Regions from separate parts of the Homo sapiens genome. Here region 1 is linked to region 2. The links are chromatin contacts, found by Hi-C in ENCODE. All regions are on one chromosome and are shown on one strand. The core of a region is the stretch at or near the end of the contact, and the rest is flanking DNA. Distances in the headings are between cores, read along the strand shown. Region 1 overlaps ATG7 (autophagy related 7). Region 2 overlaps SYN2 (synapsin II).

Evidence for each region. Hi-C counts contacts between places; a loop is a spot of excess contacts on that map. Pooled maps may share reads with other maps.
Region 1: a map of endothelial cell of umbilical vein shows a loop between it and region 2 (7-fold over the local background). The contact joins two enhancer-like sites. A Hi-C loop is called at or near these places in 5 of 168 maps with a recorded cell type or tissue (IMR-90, OCI-LY7, PC-9 and 2 more), 2 of 37 single-sample maps with no recorded cell type and 12 of 50 pooled maps.

The regions. Positions count from the first base shown.
Region 1 is chr3:11,377,085-11,383,932 of GRCh38, forward strand. It overlaps ATG7 (autophagy related 7), which reads left to right. Exons shown (of 21, transcript NM_001349232.2): 19 at 2,888-2,968. Among named protein-coding and RNA genes, the nearest start is that of ATG7, 110 kb to the left of the region's middle. Within about 2 kb of position 2,592, at least 3 of the 41 ENCODE cell types and tissues checked have a DNase peak (open chromatin) inside an H3K27ac peak, as active enhancers do.
Region 2 is chr3:12,137,525-12,144,377 of GRCh38, forward strand. It overlaps SYN2 (synapsin II), which reads left to right. Exons shown (of 13, transcript NM_133625.6): 2 at 3,127-3,184; 3 at 4,381-4,472. Among named protein-coding and RNA genes, the nearest start is that of TIMP4, 18 kb to the right of the region's middle. RefSeq lists an enhancer at 575-684. Within about 2 kb of position 1,632, at least 4 of the 41 ENCODE cell types and tissues checked have a DNase peak (open chromatin) inside an H3K27ac peak, as active enhancers do.

The DNA of each region.
Region 1 (6,848 bases), core at 1,342-3,841, 760 kb before region 2:
AGGCCTCAGAGCTGTGTATTAGGAAAACTGACAGCTGAGCCTTTGCATTAGCTAGAAGGGAGGGAGCCCACCTGTGGAAGTACCCCCTTAGGAGTCTCTTGCAGTCGGTTGAGAAGAAGGGTTTCCTGTCTTGAATTATCTAAAACTGGAATTATTTTGGTTAAATTGTGGGCCTTCTGATACAAACTTGGTGAATTTGAAAGTCCTCACACACATATTATTCTACTTCATTTTCTGGGAAAATAAATCTGTTTCCTAGTAAAGAACTGTCTGGGCCTGCTGAACGGTGGTGTGTGGACCCTCATTCAACCAATACCGTGCACGGCATCTTCTTTTTCTTCTATTCCTCGCCACCTGTGGTGGTGTTGTTGTTTTTCTTCTCTATTTCCTCTCTCCCTTTCTACCCCAACTGGATCTACTTTCTCCCTGTCCCTCAGCTTTACCTGCCCACCTCCAATGATAAGACAGTATCAGAGAAAATTACCAGTATTTGTGCAACATAAAGTAAGTTTGATGAAAACCATATTAGAGAAAACAGCATGCAGAAACCTTTCCATGAAACATAGATGGACACATGACTTGTAGGCTGTGTTAAAAAACTTTAATGGAAAAATATGCTAAATGTGATGAAGTTCTTTTCTAAGTAAACTTAATATAAAAGTAATTGGGGTATAGAGGAGACTCACTGTGAGTATTCTCAAGCCTGTAACTTCCAGAGCTCGTGAAGATTTCAGCATTCCCATTTGTGACTTGCTATTAAACTCTTTTCTGCTATTTTGATGTCTCCTATTTTGACGTCCTGAATAGCAAACTTATGACCCTGATTATGCCTCAGGTCATGGATTATGAAATGGTTACCACATTCCTGAGATGTTAGGAACTAAAAGGTTGTCATATTTTCATATGTTTATGATGAGGCTATCTAACTTATACCAGTTACCAATTTTTTTTTTTTTTTTTTGAGATGGAGTCTTACTCTGTCACTCAGGCTGGATCTCAGCTCACTGCAACCTCTGCCTCCCAGGATCAAGTGATTCTCCTGCCTCAGCCTCCCGAGGAGCTGGGATTACATGGGTGCACCACCACACCCGGCTAATTATTTTGTATTTTTAGCAGAGGTGGGGGTTTTGCCATGTTGTCCAGGCTGGTCTCAAACTCCTGACCTCAGGTGATCTGCCCGCCTCAGCCTCCCAAAGTGCTAGGAGTACAGACGTGAGCCACTGTGCCCTGCCAAATTTTTAAAATGTCTTTATCAATATGCTATGTGTTTTTTAATGCAATCCGAGATCAAGTGTTTGATAGAAATGATAAATTCGGGCTGGGCGCGGTGGCTCACGCCCGTAACCCCAGCACTTTGGGAGGCTGAGGCAGGCAGGTCACCTGAGGCCAGGAGTTCAAGATCAGCCTGGACAACATGGCAAAACCCCATCTCTACTAAAAATAGAAAAAACTTAGCTGGGTGTGGTGGTGGGCGCCTGTAATTCCAGCTACTCGGGAGGCTGAGGCAGGAGAATCACTTGAACCCAGGAGGCAGAGGTTGCGGTGAGCTGAGATCACACCACTGTACTCCAGCCTGGGCGACAGAGTGAGACTCCATCTCCAAAAAAAAAAAAAAAAAAAAAAAATTGCTGTAGGCATGTTTTTCCAGGTTTGATTTTTTTCCAGAGAGAAGTATGCACAAACAGTTAACACTGTTACAGTGTGAGCATCAGGATGGAGTTATCCAAAACTCAAAAGAAGCCTTTTTCTTTAAATAGTTTGTCAAATTGTTTGTTTTTCGGGGGGTGGGGGATTTGAGGGAGAGGGCATGGTGTTAATAGGATGGCTAAACGGTGGTGGATCGGGTCTTCTGTTCTGTTCAAGTGAGAGTGTTAAAGTTGTGAGAAGACCTAGTGTTGAAGACAAACGCTGTGGTATTCTGAGAGGGAGGGAAGCAGAGAAGCTCAGGCCGGGGGCAGGTTCACATCAGGAGGTCCATTTTTGAGTCTTGGCTCCATTACTTACTGTTTACCTGAGCCAAGTTGCCATTCTTCCTGAGCCTGAGGTTTTTCAACATAAAATGGGGAATTTGAAAGGTCAAATAAATTAATTCATAATATTTGTGTTGTCTGGTTTATTATAAACGTTGAGTCCTATGGAGAGTTTAGAGATGTTACCATTCATATTTTTATGATATATAGAACAGCTTAAAGCTCCCCCTTTGGTGTAAGTATAGTATATACAGGTATAATGTTCTGAATAAATTACTTCAGTTATAGTTTGTGAAACCTGATTATAGCTGATACTCTGGAAATGTAACTCAGTTGTAGTCCAGAATTTTATGCTCAAGGTGGTGCTGTTTCCCCATAAATCTGATGATGTTTTACATTTTATCTCTATCTGTTCCAAATCAAGCAAATAACTGGATATATGTCTAGGGCCATTTCGGCCTTCCACAGTCCCCCAAGCCATCTTTCCTTGTGAGACCCCACCCAAAATCATGTCATAGAAATGTGTATTTACCCCATATTCACTAGAACACATGTGGGAGCTTAAGAGTTGAGTATACCAGTGGACCTGTTCAACATTTTGGAAGACATTTGTTAAAAAATACTTTAGATACTACAGCTTGCTTTTTGTATTTTAGAGTCAGTTTGTTTTTAGGTCAGAAATATTTGAAAAGCTTGTAAGCCCTGGCTCCTAATGGAATAAAGGACCTAATATAGTTCTTCTGCAAACTGATTACGTTACAAGGGAAAATACTCATTTCGAACTTATTTTTGCTCATAATCTCTTTCCGGGCCGCCATATTAATCATTTCCTACTTGTTGTCAGAAACCAGACGTGCATTTCATAGATGTGGTCGTTGTGTGTTTGATGTGAATTGTTTTGTTTTGTTTGTTTTTAGATCCGGGGATTTCTTTCACGGTTTGATAATGTCCTTCCCGTCAGCCTGGCATTTGACAAATGTACAGCTTGTTCTTCCAAAGTAAGTCATTTTGTATTGGAGGGACTTGTTTTTAAAAGTGAGCGGGTCAGCATTTGACCGCAGCCTCACCAGCTGGAGCCCTTGAAACCAACTAAGGGCTTTTTGTGGGGGAAGGGTGGGGTCTAAACCCTCAGAAAGGACTTTGTTTTCATGGATCTGTATTCATTCTCACAGTGGTTTAAAACCAGCCTGAGAAAATGTGTAGGGAGACTGAGTTAAAATATTTCAACTCTGTATCAATACTTGCATCATGCTAATTTTGTCTTGAATTTGAACTTTACTGCTCTTTGTTCCTCCCCAGAGGGTTCCCTCCTAGCCAGGACCCTCATAGAGCAATTTTTTAAAGCGTTACTCTGAGGGTGAGGCGGCCCTGGCTATGCATCTTCTGCAGATCCACATAATTACAAAGAAAAAGTAAACAGAGATTAGGGGCCTGGATGGGGAGCCACTAAAAGGGCCCCTTCAGCTTTGATCTTTCCAGAAGCTCTAAAAATAGAGCTGGTATGTTAGCCATCGTAATGTGAAACGGCTGATATATCTCAAAACTACAGTGATGGCATCTCGTGTTTTAATAGGCTTTCGGATACCATCTGAGTGATTTTTACATGCACACTGTATGTGATAGCTGATTTCCTTTCAAGTGTTCCTTTCAGCCTTCTGCTGCCCAGCGACTTGACCTGGGCTTTTAAGGCTCATGATTGCTGATAAGTAAAGATTTTCATGTTGAAGTGCTATACAAAATAATGTTGGTGACCACTAATCCCCAACTGTGGCTTCTCAGTTACAATTTGGAACTATTTTTCGTGTAGCCTTCGTCTGTCTGCCACTGTGGAAGAAAGAGAATTCTAGGGATGTATTTCTCTATTCTGAGTTGACAAGCTTCCTTTGAAAACTGTACTTGGGCTATATTTTATGGGAAGCACAATCCTGACCAGTTTCTCTAAAAATTGAATGTAGAATTGACAAGCAATGTTGATAAATTTGGTTACGTTTAGATGCTCAAAAATTGAGACTAATTATTTTCTTTTTGCTTCCGAAGTAAACTAAGCCTGTTTTATTATGCATCCCAAGTGCCTATGTTGAGATTTCAAGCTTAGACTTTGTCAGTAGTTACCCATGAGCCCATTCTTTCTGTAGTTTCCTTTAAGATATATCTGCTCAAGCCAGGACCTCAAGGATGTCTGCATGCACCCCCATCTTCAGAAATGCAAGTTTTAGGATTGTATACTACATCTTTAGTGGAGCAGATTTTTTTTTTCTTTGAATGGTTGAGCTAACTGGTCTCAAAATAACTTGGCAGTATTAATTTTCATACTGAAATCATTTGGCACAGGTGCCAGGTTTTCTATGGCTTTATGTTGGTCTGGCTAGTCAATGAAATAAAGATAATTGGGTTCTCTAAGTGAAATGCAAACACTCATTCATTCTTGTTCTATTTCTAATTAAATTAGCCTTTCAGATACTGTTTATAAAAGAATCACAAGCATACCATCTAACTGGGCGTTCCTTATACTTTAAAAGAGAATAGCTTAGCATTTTTCTTTCACACTTATTGTAAGCTTTTAATTAAATATAGGTATCACTTTTTTGTTAGCAAAATTATTTCCTCTTGGTGATCATTTTGAGAGTCCTGCTTTACATAAACATGTTGGACGATTTAATACAAACTGACTTGGATTTTAACAGCTGTGCTATTCCCATAGCGGTCACTTTTCATGTGGTCTGAGTATTAAATTTCTTTTGTCCTGGAAAGGTTGCTTCATTGGTGCACGTATTTCCTTACAGTAGAAACGCAGCATTTACTTACTTGGCTACCTTCTTTATTTGCTTAGGAGATTGTCATTCTCTATTATCTGCAAACCCAACATTAATACTTTAAAATGACAAATCCAATTACATTTTCATTTCTGTGTATTTGAATTTTTCTTAATGTATATTTAGTATAATACATGTTATACAGAGTCATGTCATAGTTGTTGTTTCAAAAGATTGGGGCTAAAAATTACTTTTAAAAATTTATCCTTTGACATTCATGAAGTAATTTTTTCCTTTGGTAGTTTTCAGTATGTTTCCTCCTCCCCACCAGGATCAAGGCCATGCTTGTGTCTTGATTTAACCACAAATAGAGACAGACTGGGGAAGTAGAATAAGTTTCTGCTGAATAGTGAAGCACTTGTTCATTATCTTATTTATTAAAAACAAACAAAGCAATACATTATATACACATATATATAGAGAGAGAGAGTGCGAGCACGCACGCACGCGAGCGAGAGCTTTTTATGTAGCCTGAGGTGGGGAAGAATACAGTGCTTTGCTTCTAAAGCAGGAAAGTTGGAACATTTATCCATAAATCATTTCTTATCCTATGTGATCTTAGGTTGGCACATAACGAGGTGAATTGTTCCATCTTAGGGGAAAAATATTGAAGGATGGTGGGGAGAGGTGGGTGGTGAGGAGTCACTTTCATTCCAGTTTCTACTTATTGTCTTGCAGAACTTTCTAAACAGATGGTATTTGTCAATGAAATTTCAAAAGACCTTATTTGACGTTTATATGAGTTGCTCTTTACTTCTACAAAGAAATTCCAAGCTAACTAGAGTATTGTGGTGTTACTACCAGAGGGAAAAGTATAATTTTTAAAATCAATATTCCTGAAAGAATTTCCTGTAGTGCATTAAATTACTTTGTTATTGTTAGACTTTCACCTAAATATTTTTTGGCAGAGTATTTTTGGGTAACTTTCTATTGATATAATTTTAAGCTTAACAGAAACATTGGAAGAATAGTACAAGGAACTCCGGTATACACTTTACCCACATTCATCCATTGTTAACATTTTGCCCCACGTATATTTGCTGTCGTCCTCCAATCCCTCCTTCTTCCCTTCCCCTACCCCATTTTTTTCTTGAAATTTTGAGAGTAAGTTGGAGACATTCTGATCCTTTAAAACTGAATGCTTCAATGTGAATTCCAAAGAACAAAGACATTCTCTTACCTAAACACAATATCCTTATCAAATTCAGGCAATTTAATGTTTGCACAATACTATTTTCTAATCCACAGTCTGTGTATTCAATGTTGTTGTTTATACCAGTTAATGTTCATTATAGGTTTTTTCCTTCCAGACCAGGATCCAGTTGAGGATCAAACATTGCATTTAGTTGTCGTGTCTCTGGCTCCCTTCAATCTGGAAAAGTTACTTCATCTTTCTTTATCTTTCTTAACTTCAGTGTTTTGATATTTTGCCAGTTATTTTTGTAGAATTTCCCTCCATGTGGATTTGTCTGATGTTTCCCTATGATTCGATTCAGGTTATGAATTTTTGGTGGAAATACCAAAGAAGTGATGCTGTCTCCTCATGTCAGGAGTTATATAATATATTATATACCTTTCGGTGATGCTAGTTTTCCCTTTTCCATATTTCTGACTACCTTCTCCAACAGTGAGAAACCTGCAATCTCGGCTCACTGCAACCTCCGCCTGCCTCCCAGGTTCAAGCGATTCTCCTGCCTCAGCCCCACAAATAGCTGGGACTACAGGCACTTGCCACCATGCCTGGCTAATTTTTTGTATTTTTAGTAGAGACAGGGTTTCACTCCATTGGCCAGGCTGGTCTCTAACTGCTGACCTCGTGATCCGCCCGCCTCAGCCTCCCAAAGTGCTGAGATTACAGGCGTGAGCCACCGCATCCAGCCGTATCCTGGATATATTTACTCACTTGCTGAAGTCTAGAATAATACAGGAAGTAGTTTCAAAATTGCTAGCCCATACTACTACAGAAAATAAACCTAGAACCTTCAGTTCCTATTTGTGCATAGTTCTTTTTTTCCTAGGTAAAATTTATATATGGTGAAATGTATGAATCTTAAAACAACTCCGT
Region 2 (6,853 bases), core at 382-2,881:
AAGCAAGAAACTAGAAATCTAATGTGCTCACCAATATATAATGCCAATGCCAATACATGTTTACCAATAAAATACTGTATGTCCTTCAAATGGAATTTCATGCAACTATTAAAAAGGAAGAGGCCCATCAATATGTGCTGAAAGCATATCACTAAGATATATTTTTAAGTGCAAAAAACAAAAGTTTAAAAAAATTTATGTAGCATGCCATATGTATGTGTTTGAAGCATATATGTATGCAGGTATAGCCACACATTTTTTCCCCTCCACTGGAAGTATATGCTTATAATTGATAATGGGAAGTATATGTGATAAGAGAGGAATGGGAAAAAAGAACATTTTACTTTTTGTTTTATCCTTTTATATAATTTTAAAGATAGATTGATTGATTGGTTTAACCACATGATATACTATTTTTAAAAAATTTAAGCCTCCCTAAGGTCATACAACCAGGAAAGGGTACAGCTAGAATTCACACCCCAGATTGTGATTCCAGAGCCCATCCTCTGGATTCTAGCACACTGCCCTGTACTAGTGTTCTCTTAGTATCAGGAAAGACTTCTATCATTTGCTAGCAAGTTACACAATTTTTCATGAAAATACCTAGAATCAAAATGTCCAAGAGCCTGGAGCTGCAAGAATGTGCTCATTCTCCAGAAGAGGGCTCTGTGCCCCATCTGCCGGCCATCTTGGCTCCTTTTCTATAAGGTTGTGGCTCAGCCAAGACAGGTCAGTGACCCTGGGCCAGGAAACACACACTAAGATTTCCAACAGGACAAATTACCTTAAGGAAAAGGCATTAGGATAGCTAGAGAGGTGGGGGTGGAGGGAAGGCATGAAAACAGTTCATTAGCCAACTTGGTCAATGGGCAGGTGCAGGAAGTGGCAGATAAACCCAGCCAGAGTCTATAAATATATTTCAATATCAGTGTTCAAAACCCACAAAATAAATGAGTGAATTAAGAAACTTGGCAGCATGTAAGCACCTAGATGTAAACTCTTAGTTCTAGCCTTAACTCCCATGAACTTTTCTTTCTGATTTGGGCATGTTATTTAATTGTCCTGGGCTTCAGTTTCCCCATCAGCCAAATGGACCACATTATCTCTCTTGGCTCCTTCACAGAGTTGTGAGGAACAACTAGGGCAAGGAACATGCTTTGCAAATGCAAGGCATCATACGAAATGCGAGGTTATTGTTAATGTCTCTGAGATTTACCTCACAGAAGGAGAGCTATTTTGAGACAGGAAAATAGGAGGAAGCATCAGAAAAGCATTGCTGATAACAAGGTAGACATACCTCACCAATGAAAGAAAGGGATCTCATGGGTCATTCACTCCAGTTCCTTCTTTTTATAGTCATGGACAAAAACCTGCAGAGTCCAAGGTCTGCAGAGAAGTGATAGTGCCATACTAGACTCTATTAGTTAAACCTGTAAATAAAATGGAATAGTAGCCAAAGAAAGGGAATATACTACCGGGCCCCTGCCTGAGGGGCTCGCTGAGCTGTGAATGTTGATCAGGGTCCTGGAAACAAGCTGGTGTGAAGCTTAATAAGAAATTGGGGCAGAGGTGGGGGGTGGACTTAAGTGGTCCAGCTCCAGGATGGCTGAGTGCCTCAGAGGAGCAATTTGAGGGTGGCCAGGGACTTGGATAGGACAAATGACAACTTCCTAGAACGGGGTGTTCCAGAACCCATAGAGAAAAGGAAACAGCCTGGCCTCGTCCCGGGTAGTTGACAGGAACCAGGGTAGGAAGTATTTGTAGTGGGACTAATGCTCACATCATTAAGTCCCTTGTGAGTGGAAGAAGGAAAATGGGAATAAATGCAATGCGGCACACACAGGGCAAGTCCGTTTTTGTAGTGGTGTGAGCAGAGATGGAGAGAATAGATCACCAGGGGGAGACAGTGCCTGCAGTGTGAAGGGCAGTGGTCTCAGAGTGCCACAGACTTAGATGTGAATACTGGCTCTGCCACTAACTTGCTATAGGGCCTTGAATACACCATTTTCAATTCTGAATCTTGGTTTCCTTGTCTCTGAAATGAAGCCCTTTCTCTGTATCTTATACGTTGTTAGGACTAAATGAGATGTTCTTGAAAACAACTTGCATGTAATTCCTAGAACATGATGCCCAATAAATATTGGTTTATTCCTTCATTTTGGGGACAAACTCCCAAAAAATCTCCAATGAAATATTACAGTTGGAAATTTCAAGCACTGGAAAAGCAAGCTCAACTTACCTAACAGGTAGAGTATGGAAAGGCCCTTTTGACAAATGGAGAACCAGCCTAAAAGGACAGATAAGGAAATCTAATGTGGGGAGGGCAGGTTAGAAGCAAAGTAGGAATTAATATAAATATAAGCATAAAAATATCTGCTTATAAGGGATTAATTACTTATTACAGGGGATTAATTAATGCATTAATGTGAGGTTCCTCTAGATCTGTGACAAACTGGGAAGATACTATGTACTGTGTAACTCACCTTGACCCATTTTCTTGACTGCTCAGAAATGTGGGCTAAGTTTTGTGTTCAAATGCAATGGCTTCCCTCAGTCTTTTCCCGCTACCTTCTATTTTGGTCTAATTAATTTCCTCTCATTCATTGATTGTTCTTTAATCCTTATTTTGTTGGTTATATTTTTAAATTACTAATTGCCTCAGGTCCTCTTTGTATGGGTATGAAGAAGTAAAGTGATAATAACAGTTTCTTTAAAAACTAAAAATCCAAGGGTGGATACCAAATAGAAAACCATAGTAAAACGAAGGATCAAGGAAAATAAGGAAACTGCAGAGATGTATAAAGCTGATCTAGCCTTTATGAAGAATAAAACTGGGGAAATTCCTATTTCTAGATGCGTTTTATAGCCAAAAGACCAGAGATGTTATAACAAAACCTGATAATGAAGGGATGTTTTGGATTATTTTATAGATGGGTAAATTGAGGTTAAAAGAGAGGAAATGGTTTGTCTTGTGGTGATCTCATAGCAGAATGTGGATCAGAACCCAGGTCTCTTGACCCTCATTCTGGAGATCTGTCTGCTGTGGTCCTCTTCTTTGTAATAGTAAATGTCTGACTTTAAATACTTGCACAAAACTAATTTGTGTGGGTTTATTCTTTTCTCCAGGGCCAAGTGCTTTCGGGGCAAAAAAGTCCTTGGAGATTATGATATCAAGGTGGAACAGGTAATCAGCCTGAAGCCCAGAGCTGCATCCCCGTCATCACAGTTTCCTCTTGACATGCCAGAGTGAACCATCTCGTTCTGCTGAGTGGAATACTGTGTCCATCATTGGGTTCTGGACTCTGCATCTCCTCTCTCTCCTATCCTTTCCCCAGGACCTTTCTGTCTGTGAGGCATGGTCCTGGAGTCTGCATCTTTTCATTTCTCTGATTCCTTTTTATGGCTCTAGTGTCTGTAGATGAGCAAGCAGTTTGGTTCTTAGCACCCTCTTGCAGTGTAAGGTTCCCAGACTGAGGAAAACTTTAGAGGGCTTCCCAGAATATTGCACGTTACCTCCGTATTGTTGGTGGCAAGATATTTCTCGGTAGGCACATGTCTGCCTTTCAGGTATGCTGCCCCGAGTGATGGCTCCTTTGGGCCTGAGGCTATACTTTAGAGGAAACTTAGAAAAGAACACTTCCTTGTTTTAATACAGTGAATCACTGAAAGTCCAATTTTTTTTTTTTTTTTAACCTTCCTCCATCCTTTGCTTCATAATAAATAGTGATTGGGTCCATTTGGGGAAGAGGAGGACGTTCAGTTTCAACAATGCATGTATTTCCTATGTGATAAAAGAAGTTTCTCATCATTCATTATACAGTGTGTTATGACTTACTGACTGTTTTCAAACAACTTGTTACATAGGCAAGATTGATAAAAATTATTCCCATTTTGTAGATCAGGGAAATGGAAACCTAGAGAGTACAAGTAACTTGCTTAATGTTTTATGCAGCTAGGTAAGGGGAAAGCAGAACTAAAAACTAGTTACCTAAATTTAGACCTAGTGCTTTTATGTTGAAACTGATAAAAAGACATTTGTCTCAGTCCACATTCTCGCTCTGTAGAGAGGCAGCACAAAGGATGCTGGGCTGGGAGTTAGAGGACCTGAGTTTTGCTCCTTTCTCTGCCAATGATAAGTTTTGTTTGTCCTGAAAAGTTACTTAACTGCTCTGAGCCTCAATTTCCTCCTTTGGTAAATGGGGATAATTATCTCTGTCCCACCTTCATCACAGTGTTGCTATTAGAATTAGACTAACTCAGTATGTGAACATGTTTTGAAAACTGTATATAAATGTTTGGTGGTAGGGATGTTGCTGCTGCTATGTAGAGGACTTGGTGAAGTCAGGATTGTGAACTTATTCCCCTGTTATTATTTTCCAGGCAGAATTTTCAGAGCTCAACCTGGTGGCCCATGCAGATGGCACCTATGCTGTGGATATGCAGGTTCTCCGGAATGGCACAAAGGTTGTCCGGTAAGGGTCTTTCTGTCCTCAGGATCATTGTGACTGTCTCCAGAGTTACTACCTCTGGCCCAAAGAGGTGGTTTCTAAGTCAGGTGTTGGAGTGAGATAGCAGTGCTATGTATGGTATACAGAATTTAATGATGTGAGTTGTGCAGAAATAGTAGAAAAGAGAGAGAAAGCCAGCTTCTCGCTGAGCTTAGTCCAGTGGTAGAGAAAACAACCTGAAGCTTCACAGACTGAGAGCTCACTTAGACATAACTGGATTCCTTATAGGATTATTTCCCCCAACCCCTTCAGCCAGTGCAGCTCTGTGCTTTTATCCTGCATACATTTCCCTTGGAAAACAGAGTTCCATTGCTTTAAAACAAACAAACAGACTTGAAAATGTCTGATGTAGTTCAGCCTTCCATTTTACATTGATTTGCTTAGATTCCCCTAGTGAGTTGTGGCAGAGCCCTGTCTTCTATGTGAGATCACTTGACTCTCCATCCTGTATTCTTTCTATATTCCTCATTCCTGGGAACTCCTAAGTCTGATAGAAAAACCTAGGGCTGGAAGAGACATGGTGGGTGGAAGAAAATTAGCAATTATTGAGCACTTACATGCCAGGTGGTATGCTCGATGCCTCATAGATGTGATGTTGTCATACTCACAGAATTTTGTGAGAGAGGTAATGAGAATTCCAGACTGGAAAGTGGCGGAGCTGGGAGAGGGGGCGGCGGGAAATGGTTTCAACAAGTGTTATTCTTCCCAGGAGCTCATTATGGCTTCAGGTTTTCAGACATCAGTCTTGTTCCAAGAAGAGTCTTCACCTCACTCTCTTCTCCACCTCAATCTACAGTAACCTGACAGGCTTCCAGTGTCCAACAGGAACTGGATTGGTGACAGGAAAGGCCAGACTGGAGGTGTCTGGGACCTAACAACAGGAAATACGAGCTTGTCCATTCTGAAGATCAAGAAAGAAGACAGAAAAAGAGATGTCCATCCGGGTGGGGAGTGAGCTTAGGTAGCCCCTACAAGAGAAAATGGATGGGCTCCTCCAGCTGTAGGTAGAGAGGGTAATGGGGATACATGAACGCAAGCAGGTGGTGACAGAGAGGCCCAAAAGCAGGGCAAGAATAAAGGCAGGCCCTTCTGGGTACCAGGGTAGGAACTCAGGGGCTGGCCACAGTGTACAGCTCAATTCCTGTAACTGGGGTGCAGGATTGGAGTTGTATTTCAGGCATACAGCTGGTGCCAGCTTCCCAGAACTGGGACACAAGAAGGTCAGAGCAGCTCTAACAGATGCCATATTTCTGTTTGTTTGTTTAATAGATTGAGGGGATTCATGTACAGATTTGTTACACGAATTATGTACATTATGTAATGGTGAAGTTTGGGGTTCTAGTGTTCCATCGCCAAAATAATGAGCATCATATCCAATAGGTAATTTTTCAGCCCTCATCCCCCTCTCATCCTCCCCTCTTTTGGAGTCTCCAGTGTCTATTGTTTCCATCTTTATGTCTATGTGTACCCATTATTTGGCTCCCACTTATAAGTGACAAATGCAGTATTTGATTTTCTGTTTCTGAGTTACTTCAGTTAGGATAATGGCCTCCAGCTCCATCTTTGTTGCTGCAAAAGACATGATTTTATTTTTTTAATGACTGCGTTGTATTCCATGGTGTATGCTATATATATTTTCTTCATCCAGTCATCCACTGATGGATACTTAGGTTGATTCCATGACTTTGCTACTCTGAGTAGTGCTGCAATAAACATATGAGTACGGGTGTCTTTTAATATGATGATTTATTTTCCTTTGAGTAGATACTCAGTAATGGTATTGCTGGGTCATATGGTAGTTCTACTTTTAGTTCTTTGAGAAATCTTTATATTGTTTTCTGTAGAAGTTGTACTAATTTACATTCCCACCAACGATGTAAAAGCTTAAGTCCTCGAGTGGCCAAGGAAGGCTCCTTCAACCCTCACTTTAAAAGACTAATCTCAGCCTGGGTGCAGCTGGGGCTGGAGGTGGTGGGCGGATGGCTGCCTGGGCAGAGAACCAAGTAGGTCATTGTATATCATATGACTCTGCTGAGGCTTAGTGCCTTGGGAGTAGATGCTGCCACAGAACTGATTCTCTGGGAAGGTGGGGTTTCTCTGAAGCTCAGACATAAAAACAGGGGCCGTGGTCCTCTGGAATAGCGGTGGCTAGAAGCTTTGCTGGCTAGAGGGGAAACGCAGGAGCTTTCCCATGCATGGGAACATTCTGTACTCTCAGGGCTTCCTGTAGCCATTGCTCAACCTCAGTTCTGCGAAAAATATTTGTACCCCTCCCTAGCCTCCGCTTTGGAAGAATAACATTGGGAAGTCTGGCATCTGTCCTCAACCAGCCTGGCCCCTTGCTC